2 separate regions of the Homo sapiens genome follow, and region 1 is linked to region 2. Evidence: chromatin loops called from intact Hi-C (ENCODE). Cell type or tissue: ascending aorta. All regions are shown on one strand.

What was found. Hi-C counts contacts between places; a loop is a spot of excess contacts. Peaks named below come from ENCODE experiments on the same cell type or tissue, not always from the same donor. Only the 100,000 strongest peaks of a DNase experiment are listed, where the experiment ranks them.
Region 1: a loop joins it to region 2, with 4 times the contacts of the local background. A loop is called at or near these places in 1 of 110 quality-filtered maps.

The regions. Positions count from the first base shown.
Region 1 is chrX:18,542,009-18,544,508 of GRCh38, reverse strand. The region is part of intron 3 of CDKL5 (cyclin dependent kinase like 5); the gene reads right to left. Among named protein-coding and RNA genes, the nearest start is that of CDKL5, 120 kb to the right of the region's middle. In ascending aorta, no CTCF peak of the experiment used is centred here; a DNase peak (open chromatin) is centred at 1,458; H3K27ac peaks cover 1,655 bases.
Region 2 is chrX:18,894,790-18,897,289 of GRCh38, reverse strand. It overlaps PHKA2 (phosphorylase kinase regulatory subunit alpha 2), which reads left to right. Exons shown (of 33, transcript NM_000292.3): 30 at 1-127; 31 at 2,099-2,152. It overlaps PHKA2-AS1 (PHKA2 antisense RNA 1), which reads right to left. Exons shown (of 3, transcript NR_029379.1): 3 at 2,315-2,500. Among named protein-coding and RNA genes, the nearest start is that of PHKA2-AS1, 5.7 kb to the right of the region's middle. In ascending aorta, a CTCF peak has its summit at 1,438; DNase peaks (open chromatin) are centred at 1,469 and 1,910; H3K4me3 peaks cover 264 bases; H3K27ac peaks cover 2,408 bases.

The DNA of each region.
Region 1 (2,500 bases), 350 kb after region 2:
CCGGAGAAAATCAGATATAATAATATCACTTATTCCTGAGGTTGCTATTAGGATTAAATGAGAAGATACAAGTAAAATGCTTAGAACACACATGAGTTAAAAAAACAGTATCACCATTATCACCCACTACCATCAAGGAGAAAGTTCAGAAATGTTCTACTTTTGGGCATTCCCAAATCATCAAAACCAAATTTCCAAAGGAACTCAGAGATCATGGGGTTGTATCCCTGAGATCTAGTTTCTCCTGCCCATGGAGAGAACTAACAGCCCTTATGATTATAAAGCCCAGACTCACAAAGGCAGTAGAGCTGAACTTCCCATCCAATAGAGTTAAGGTTCCTCCAGGAGTGGGAGGATCATGGGACCACAGCTTCTGCATGAGGCAGAGAGGGGTGTTCAGGACTTCTGACAGTTGTGGTACTTGCGGAGATTCCACCTGTCTGATTACTAAGCACCATAGCCTGGAGAGTTGGGGCCAGGGAAGCACTACCCACTGGATGGCAGCTCCTGGCAAAGGGTTTAATTGTAACCAGAGTAACAACAAGGCACTAAGCACTAGACCACTTCCTCATTTGCCTAGTACCTCATAAACCAAAGGAGGCTTATCTCAACCAATGAGAGGGGAGGAAACTCCCACAATACTACCAGCCAGGTAGTATGAAGCTAGATTCTGTTTTTATTTCTAAAAGAATTGTGAGTGGTTTCCATCTGAGTATAATGGGGCAAATTAAAATTGATTCCACAGGTCTTTGAACTCTACAAAACTATCAGCTATTTGAAAGTAAGGATTATGTCTCAGTCCTATCTGCAGACCCAAGGGTCAATCACTGTGCCTGATACATAGTATATTTGAAGAATAAATTATTGTTTATTCTTTAAATATTAAAATATGTTACTATTATACAAAACGGTGTTAACAGATTTTAGAATTTTCATTATATATTAAACACATGCACACACAGACTTCTCATTCTGGTCAAGATGGAGCAGCCCCACTCCTTCCAGGTCCTCTTCCTTAAGACTAAAAATCCTTGACCGTGACACAAAAACGTACATAGGAAGCCAAGATGGAAAGAAGATGGCACACTGCATAGGGACTTCGGCACTTGAGAGGCAAGTTCCTGGGTTTCCTTATTGTCTCCCATATATGCCCAATAAGGTGCTTCAAAAGCCTTCAACCTGGCACCGATAGACAAATAAAAAAAAAATAGCTCCAAGAAAAACCTGTTCTTTCAGCCAAAAGACCAGGAAAAGGGTAGGCTAACAACTGAAAATCTTTCTGGCAATACCCTCCCTATTCCAGGCAACAGGGAGGGTACTGCCAAAAAGAAAATGGAAAAACTGCAGCAATGGAAAAACTGCAGCACCACCCCACTGAGGTTTCAGCAGGCCCAAGTAGGAAAACACTCTTTTACACATACACATCCCGAGAAAGCAGGCGGCACTGTTAGAATTCCCTGCCTGATGAGATCAGTGAGGCTGACCAAGGAGCTAATCTTTCATTGCCCATCAGGCCGTAGCACCTCTGACTCCCCGGCCAGGGTAGCGTCTGCAAGATGTAGCAGAGGCAATAAGGCAGGTGCAAATCTGAGATCCGATTTCACTGGGGAGGTGTTGGTGGGGCCAAATGAGGAGCTGAACATCCACCTCACCCATCTACAATGAGGCAGCGTGAGTAAAAGTGGAGCTTTTGCGGAGGTGGTATCAATGGGACCAAGAGGGAAATTGAATATACACATTTGCCCTTATCCTATACCTCAACTGGGTGGCTACCTGCTAAAACACACATTAAATAGGATCCAGAGTCTTGCAATATCCAAAATGACCAGGATACAAAAAAAAAAAAAAATCATCATATTAGGAACCATGAAAATCACAACCTGAATGAATGAAAGAAGACAATTAAGAGACATTAACACTGAGATGAAGCAGGTGCTGGAATTATCTGACAGAGATTTTAAAGCAACCCTAATAAAAATACTTCAATAAAGAACCCAGAAGAGCCCATGGGCACAGACAAAGAGCCCCAACAAAAGCCTTCTCTTCTCCAGCTAAAGGACCAGGAAAAGAACAGCCTAGCAGGACAAAAGACCTTAGACAATAACTACTCTACCCCAGCCACAAAACAGTGAAAACTGGGGCCCTACCCATGCCAGCAAATGCTGCGAAGAGAACATGTCTAATCCCCCGCCAGGCTGGTGTCAGTGGAGGCCAACGTGGGGAGTGGTCACAAGATACTCCTGGCCCTCCAGCCACAGTGGTCAGCAAAGGCCTAGGGAGCTGGAATTCCCACCCAACAAAGCAGCAGCAAGGAGCCCCTCTCAGTGGGTGTCAATGGAGGTGGAATTAGAAAACTCAACTTCCATTCCCCTCCTTTCCAGAAGGGGTGTCAAAGAAGGCCAAGAAAAACAGGAGATTAAATAAGATCCAGATTCTAATGACATAACATCCAAAATGTCCAGGTTTCAGTAGAAAATTATTCATCATACTAAAAAGTAGG
Region 2 (2,500 bases):
CTCGGGAGGACATCACATCGGCTGGGGTGAGCGGCAGGGCCAGTGGCTGCGCAGGAGAAGGCTGGATGGGGCCATCAACAGGGTCCCCGTGGGATTCTACCAGAGGGTGTGGAAGATCCTCCAGAAGGTAAGCCGAGACGCGAGCTCCTGGGGAAGTGAACCGTCCCCTTACTGTCCTGGCAAGGCATGGTGGCACCTCCAGGCGAGCAAACACACAGCCCTGAGGATGGCTTCTCTGCCTCAGCGCTGTTGGCACCTGGGGCCGAGGCATTCTCTGCTAGGGGGCCTGTGCGTGGTAGGATGTCTACAGCATCCCTGGCCTCTACCCGCCAGATGCCAGCAGCCATCTCTTCTCCCCACCCCACCCCCGTGTGACAACTAAAAGTGTCTCCAGGCATTATCAAACATCCCGTGGGAGGCAGATCAACCCAGTTGAGAACCACAGCAAGTAAGACAAGGTGGCAGTCTAGGTTGTGGTTGTGTGGGACCAACTTGGACGTATTTTAGGAACATAGAAGAACAGGGAAAGGCTGGGAGGCTTCAGATGAAAACCCTGTAAAACCACCCAGAGCAGCACCTACAGGCCTGGAACCTGGAATGACAGTTCAGGAGGGGCCTGGAGTAGGCCAGCCCCCCAGCCTCCCGCACATCCAGGCAGGAGTAGTGTCCCTGCTGTTCAGCGATGTGACTGAGCCCCACCCTCCCAGGGTACCTGCCGTGTTCAGTCCCAAGGTGTACAGAGGTGGAGAGCTTCCAGTTTAGCCCCAGGTCCTGTGTGCCCTGAAGGCACAATCTCCCTCACACCCTGGGGCCCCACTCCCCTCAGCCAGCCGGCTGTTGCGCTTCCCATCTGCCTGGGGCCGTTCACGTCTCCCCAGCTGTTGTCCCTGGGAACTGTGGTGCCTGTACCTGAGCACAGGAGCACCTCCCTGAGCGCCTGTTGTCAAGGAGGGGGGCAGCATTCTCTGTACCCCCCCAGTGTCTCCCTTCTGCATCAGCCCGAGAGAGTTTATGCAGCTCCCTGGGCTGCACCAGGCCCTCCCTGTCTTTTCCCTTGAATGGAAGGACAGTGTGCCTCGCTTAAAAGCTGTGCAAACCAAGACATTTTTTTCCCCCCAGAACTATTTTTTAGTTCATTTCACAGTGGGAGAGAAGAGAAAAAATAATCCCAGTGACAGCATACAACAGCCCCCTTCCCAAAGCCATGGCACCACTTGCTCAAGGTTCTTTCTGTAACAGGGGCCCCTGTGCTTCATGGGCCCCAAGGTATTCCTCACGGCCACCGCAGAGGGATGTGAGGAGGTCGGAGCAGGCCCTGCCCGAGCAGCTGGACTCCTGGGACCCAGGCAGGATCCTGCAGGGGCTCATGGTGCTTGCTCCACTTCCCGCCTCTCTTAAGGGGGTGGGAGTGTCCACTGCTGTTCTGCCCTCAGCCCACTGGGGACGCTCCAGGCCGGGGTGCTGGGATTTAGAAGGTGGCCAGTTAGACTAGAACAAGCTGTTCCTAGAAAATTTCCCCACTCTTCCTGGGGCATCACATGCTTCCGCTCGGACTCACTGGCGCAATACCAAGATATTTCTATTATGAAAAAGCATTTTGTGTTGAGCTGGCACTCGATATTTATATACATGGGTGTGCATGTGCATGTCTGTGCATGTGCTGGAGGCTTTTGTGATTGGTGCTTATTATAGAAATCTCAAAAATAGATGCCTGCAAAGGCACAGAAGCATCCCTTCCCCAGCAGGAGCCATGAAAATCCCCCTTTATTATGGCACCAAAGGGGCCTCGCAGCCGCCCGGGCCCAGTTGCCAAGTACAATGCGGAGCCTCCCGGGAGGACTCGGCAGCCCCCTAGGGCATTGTTCGGGGGAGATCTGAAAGATGCCTGCTGGGTTCCCTAGAATTGTTCCATCGAAAACACAGCCTGTGGGCAGTGAGAACAAGCTCTCTAAAAATAACTCTGACAGTCTGGCGTGTCCCAGCCCTCATATGGGTTTCCAGGGCAGAGGGTGCTGTGTGTGCATGCACGCCTGTGTGTGCATGCATGTGCTTATCCCATTCTGGAATCTGACTGAAATGCGCTCTATTCTGCCTCCAGTGCCACGGTCTCTCCATCGATGGTTATGTCCTCCCATCCTCGACGACCCGAGAGGTACGATGAGAAAAACGCAGAGGCGGGCCCCTCTGTGGGTTCACAATAAGGGCTTCATTGCATGGACTCTGACCTCTTGTGCTCCTTTTGGGCTCATTCTAATTGACAGGCCATTTGTAGCTCTGAGCTGTCTAGCCCCTTCACCCTCATATTTGGCAAAAATGTCTTTCCAGCATTTATTGGCATCAGCCTTTTTCTTCACCTGAGACTCAGCATTTCTGGGCTAGCAAGCTCTTTGCATTTGCCAGACACCCCTTAGAACCCTGGTGAAAGAAAGGAGCCAATCTCCATGCCACCCTGGCCTGCCCCATGGGCAGCCTTCTCGGCCCTTTTCTCCAACTAAAAACA